2 separate regions of the Homo sapiens genome follow, and region 2 is linked to region 1. A link is an interaction called in ENCODE POLR2A ChIA-PET data of the cell type or tissue named here. Cell type or tissue: Caco-2. All regions are shown on one strand. Each heading gives the region's core, and the rest is flanking DNA. Links, peaks and the distances in the headings are about the cores only.

Region 1 (2,909 bases), core at 272-2,771:
CAGATTTAAATCTGAATTCACAGACACCTAGAATACTGGGCTAGAGTGTGCCTCCGTGGGGAGGGTGAGTCCCAGCCCAGGAGCAGCGGCCAGTGCCCTGCTCTACCCAGCCCAAGCACCATCCAGCACCACCAGGCTCCTTGTGTGGCACCCCAACCCATGTGTCCCAGCTCCCTCCACTGTCCCCCAGCACAGCATTCCATTGACCACCCCATGGGCCTTGGAGTACACACCTGGGCTGTGCTGGCTGCCTGGGGACAGAACTGGGGAAGGCCTGAGGGACAAAGATGCTGGTTCTAGTAGTCACATTTCCTTTTTTTTTTTTTTTTTTTTTTTTTTGAGACAGAGTCTCACTCTGTTGCCTAGGCTGGAGTGCAGTGGTGTAATCTTGGCTCACAGCAATCTCCGCCTCCCAGGTTCAAGCGATTCTCGTGCCTCAGCCTCCTGAGTAGCTGGGACTACAGGTGCACAACACCACACCCAGCTAATCTTTGTATTTTTTGGTAGAGATAGGATTTCGCCATGTTGGTCAGGCTGGTCTCGAACTCTTGACCTCAAATGATCCGCCTGCCTCAGCCTCACAAAGTTCTGGGATTACAGGCGTGAGCCACTGTGCCCGGCCAGTAGTCACATTTCCTTAGCTCTATGAGGAGGGGCAGAAGGGCAGGGTAGAGGCCCTTGCTGCCCAGTCTAAGGGAGTTTTCAATGAGAAACAGTCCATAAACAAGACAAATCAGTAAAATACGTGGTCTAGTAAAAGTGAAGCATGGAGGAAAATGGAGCTGGGATGGGGCCTAGGGAGGAAGGGCCTGGGGGTAGGGCTCAGTTCTAGGAGCCAGGGAAGGCACTGCTGGGAAGGTGGCATTTGGACAAAGACTGGAGGCTATCAGGGAGCAAGTATGCAGTGTCCTGTCTACATAAAAGGAATGGCAAGGGCTAAGGGTTTAGCAGGTTTCAGCAGGGTTTAGCAGGGAGGCCAGTGTGGCTGGAGCAGAGGGACGGGTTGAGATGGGTCGAGAGTGTGTGCAGAGATGAGGTTGGACAGGTAAGGAGCGGGGGGCCAAGGCGCCCAGTCCTGGGTGTCCTCCTTCACGCCTGGGCTGGAGGCTGAGTTCAGGGCAAGGCCCAGTCCCAGGAGCCCTGAAAAAGGCCTGACTCAGCTCCATCCCGGGGCTGGCAGAACCTGGTTCCTCCTCTGCTGTATCCTCAGTCCCTGAGGATGCGGCAGGGCCTGTCGGGGCCTGTGGGCAGCTGCAGAGCTGGCAGGCGGGAGCTAGGAGATTCCTCTCTCGGGGAACCGGGGAGCCTGTCTGAGAGCGCCCTGTAGTCTGGTAGGGCGGTGGCTAAGACAGCAGCCCCTAAAGGCTGCAGATGTGGGAGTGACTCACCACCCTGGCCTCTCAGTGGGCTGAAAGGAGACCCCTAGGAGGCGATGGTGGAAAAGCACTCAGTGTTTAGCGCTGAGCCTGCAGTGCAGTTGGGGATCGCCAGGTGGTCACTGCCAGCCTTGTCCTCGCTTGGTATTAGGCCCTCTCCAAGTTAGAGGTGGGGTGGGAAGCCACCCCTGCATTCCCTGTACCCACTGCCCAGCAAGCGGCAGGGGTGTGGCGGGCCGGGGAGGAATCTGAGAGGGGCGGGGCGGGTCAGGAATGCCTGGGCTCCGTTCCAACTTCTGTCCCCACTGTTGTCCATCCGGTAAACCACGGCCAGCCCACAGCTGACAGGGCAGGGCGCTGAGACCTCTGTGTGTCCTCCAGGAACCTGACGACCCAGGCACTCCAGGAAGACGATGCCCACTAATTACAAGAATGATAGACTGGGCGCAGTGACTCAAGACTGTAATCTCAGCAGTTTGGGAGGCCGAGGCGGGCCGGTCACTTGAGGCCAGGAGTTCAAAACCAGCCTGGCCAACAAGGTGAAAACCCATGTCTACTAAAAATACAAAAGATAGTGGGGCATGGTAGAGGGCGCCTGTAACCCTAGCTACTCCGGAGGCTGAAGCAGGAGAATCCTTGAACCTGGGAGGTGGAGGTTGCAGCAAGTCGAGATCCCACCACTGCAGTCCAGCCTGGGTGACGAGCAAAATTCCATCTCAAAAAAAAAAAAAAGATAATTAGTAGGACTTGAACAAATTAAGCAGTTACCATGTGCCAGGTAAAACGCTGAAGTTTCACTCCAAATCAAACCACGTTTCCTCAGAGCCTCTGCACTTGCTGTGCCCTCTGCCTGGCATGCCATTCCCCTAGATTTCTCTCGGCTCCCTCACGTCCTTCAGGCATCACCCACATGTCAGCCTGTCAGAGATGCCAGCCCTGAAGGGGACTGCATCCTCCTTAGAATTGCAGCCCTGCACCCCCCAATGCTTTATCTTTTCTGTCTTTCTTTCTTTTCTTTTCTTTCTTTCTTTTTCTTTTTTTTTTTCTTTTTTTTGAGACCGAGTCTCGCTCTGTCGCCCAGGCTGGAGTACAGCGGCATGATCTCAGCTCACTGAAACCTCCACCTCCCGGGTTCAGGCGATTCTCCTGCCTCAGCCTCCTGAGTAGCTGGGATTACAGGCACCTGCCACCACACCTGGCTAATTTTTGTATTTTAGTAGAGACGGGGTTTTACCATGTTGGTTAGGCTGATCTCAATCTCCTGACCTCAGGTGATCCACCCACCTCGGCCTCCCAAAGTGCTGGGATTACAGGTGTGAGCTACCATGCTGGCAGATTTTTGTATTTTTTAATTAGGTACTGGGTTTCACTATGTTGACCAGACTGGTCTCAAACTCCTGAACTCAGGTGATCTGCCCACCTCAGCCTCCCAAAGTGCTGGGAGTACAGGTGTGAGCCACTGCACCCAGCCTATTTGTTGTTTTTCTGGGACAAGGTCTCACTCCATCTACTAGGCTGAGTGCAGTGGTATAA
Region 2 (2,835 bases), core at 1-2,500, 120 kb after region 1:
CTGAGCCCTGGAGCCCTGTTTTCCTTTTTCTTTTTTTTTCTTTTTCTTTTTTTTTTTTTTTGAGACGAAGTTTCACTCTTGTTGCCCAGGCTGGAGTGCAATGGCGCAATCTTTGCTCACCACAACCTCTGCCCGGGTTCAAGCGATTCTCCTGCCTCAGCCTCCCAAGTAGCTGGGATTACAGGCATGCACCACCACACTCAGCTAATTTTGTATTTTTAATAGAGGCAGGGTTTCTCCATGTTGGTCAGGCTGGTCTCTAACTCCTGACTCAGGTGATCCACCTGCCTTGGCCTCCCAAAGTGCTGGGATTACAGGTGTGAGCCACCGCACCTGGCAGCCTGTTTTTCTTAATCTGTGTCTCATCTGAATTTTGGATCTAATCGTGCTTCAAATTGCAAAGTCCATGTGGCAAAACCAACAATTGCCTGAAAGGATTTAGTAGATCTAGAAATGAAACTAGGAAGATTCTAAGTAAATTTCATTTTAGTTTCACTAATGGAATTTACTTCCCTTGCCTCCCACTGCTGGTTGGGATATAATGATAAATGTACATGACAAGCCTACCTGAGGATTAGAAAAATAGAATCTGTATTGTATATGTCAGAAATGCATTCAGCTCTAAATACAAGATGCTGAAACAGATGGGAGTAGATTTATCTTATACAAATAGAAAGTTGGGGTGAGCAGTCTAGGCCAGTGCATCAGGCTGTTCCATGTTTCTGCTCCATCATCTTAGCACGTAGACCCTTCTTCTCAGGCTTGTTGTCTCATGATCACAAGATGGCTGCCACACTTCCAGATCTTAAGTCTGTATTCCAGTCAGGAAAAAGTATGAAGAACAAAGCAGAGGGCAAAAGTCTTTCTTCTAGCAAACTGTCTTCTTATTCAACAAGGGAGTTGTCCAACCAGTTATTGGCCAGAACTATCAGAAGGTTGTGCCTGTCTGCAAGGGAGAATAACAAGGCATTAAATTAATTAGCTTAGGATAAGATGAGAAAGAACCCAGTAAAGAAATGGTCCAGCAGGATCTGTTTCCTTAAGTTATGTTCTCTAGTAACTTGCTTGGTTACTGGAATGATTTTCTGGGCTTGTCTGATGGTCCAGTGGCCCTCGGTGAGTCTTCATGGTGAGGTCTGTGTTTGCTTTAGCTTTCTTTTTTTTTTTTTTTTTTTTTTTTTTTGAGACAGAGTCTTGCTCTGTCGCCCAGGCTGGAGTGCAGTGGTGCAATCTCAGCTCACTGCAAGCTCTACCTCCCAGGTTCACACCATTCTCCTGGCTCAGCCTCCCGAGTAGCTGTGCCTACAGGCACCTGCCATCAAGCCTGGCTTTTTTTTTTTTTTTTAATTTTATTTTTAGTAGAGACAGGGTTTCACCATGTTAACCAGATGGTCTCGATCTCCTGACCTCAGGTGATCTGCCTGCCTTGGCCTCCCAAAGTGTTGGGATTACAGGCGTGAGCCACCACGCCCGGACTGCTTTAGCTTTCTATGGGAGCTGTCACTGAGGACTGTGAGGCACTGCAGTGTTAGAAGTGATCAAGCCACATTCATTTTAGCCACTGGAAAAAACAAGAAACAGAAAGAAACCAGTTTAACCATGCCTTTTATTTATTTATTTATTTTTATTTTTATTTTCATTTTTTGAGACAGTTTCACTCTTGTCGCCCAGGCTGGAGTGCAGTGGCGTAATCTTGGCTCACTGCAACCTCTGCCTCCTAGATTCAAGCGATTCTCCTGCCTCAGCCTCCCAAGTAGCTGGGATTACAGGCACCACTACCACGCCCAGCTACTTTTTCTATTTTTAGTACAGATGGGGTTTCATCATATTGGCTAGTCTGGTCTCAAACTCCTGACCTCGGGTGATCTCCCTGCCTCGGCCTCCCAAAGTACTGGGATTATGGGTGTGAGCCACCGCTCCTGACTACAGACCCCTTTTAGATACATCTGGATTCAGGCCTTTCCTCCATTCATACTCATTTGCAAGTCATCACTTGTATTTGCAGTTTTTATTTAAACTATAAAAATAGTATGCTAAAAAAGAACAAGATCATGTCTTTTGAGGAAGCAAGATCATGGGTGGAGCTGGAGGCCATTATCCTTAGCAAACTAATGCAGGAACAGAAAACCAAATACCACGTGTTCTCACTCATATGTGGGAGCTGAATGATGAGAACTCATGGACACAAAGAAGAGAACAACAGACACTGGGGTTCGCTTAAGGGAGGAGAGAGAGAGGAGCAGAAAAGATAACTACTGGGTACTGGGCTAAATACCTGGGTGATGAAATAATCTGTACAACAAATCCCCATGACATGAGTTTACGATTTGTTACCTATATAACAAACCTTCACATGTACTCCCAAACCTAAAAGTTTTTTTTTTTTTAAGTATGCTTGCTATTTTAAAAATATAAATTATGGTGTGGGGGTACACACCTGTAATCCCAGCTACTCAGGAGGCTGAGGCCAGAGAATCGCTTGAACCCAGGAGGTGGAGGATGCAGTGAGCCGAGATCATGCCATTGCACTCTAGCCTTGGTGACAGAGCAAGACTCTGAGACTCCATCTCAAAATAAATAAATATACTTTATTTATTTCATAAAATGAAAATATATAAAGAAAAGGCCGGGTGCAGTGGCTCACGCCTGTAATCCCAGCACTTTGGGAGGCCGAGGCAGGTGGATCACCTGAGATCAGGAGTTAGAGACCAGCCTGGCCAACATGGTGAAACCCCGTTTTTACTAAAAATACAAAAATTAGCCGGGCATGGTGGCGCATGCCTGTAGACCCAGCTACTTGGGAGGCTGAGGCAGGAGAATCGCTTGAACCTGGGA

The links. ChIA-PET counts read pairs that join two places held together with the same protein. Peaks named below come from ENCODE experiments on the same cell type or tissue, not always from the same donor. Only the 100,000 strongest peaks of a DNase experiment are listed, where the experiment ranks them.
Region 2: POLR2A ChIA-PET joins it to region 1 with 6 read pairs; 8 of 35 experiments call an interaction of 5 or more read pairs at or near these places.

What each region holds. Positions count from the first base shown.
Region 1 is chr16:68,706,232-68,709,140 of GRCh38, forward strand. It overlaps a transcript of CDH3 not described here. Among named protein-coding and RNA genes, the nearest start is that of CDH1, 30 kb to the right of the region's middle. RefSeq lists enhancers at 801-1,358, 1,563-1,707, a silencer at 1,195-1,489 and a cis regulatory region at 1,635. In Caco-2, for the core only: no CTCF peak of the experiment used is centred there; DNase peaks (open chromatin) are centred at 1,197 and 1,640.
Region 2 is chr16:68,829,914-68,832,748 of GRCh38, forward strand. The region is part of intron 15 of CDH1 (cadherin 1); the gene reads left to right. Among named protein-coding and RNA genes, the nearest start is that of TANGO6, 12 kb to the right of the region's middle. In Caco-2, for the core only: no CTCF peak of the experiment used is centred there; no DNase peak of the experiment used is centred there.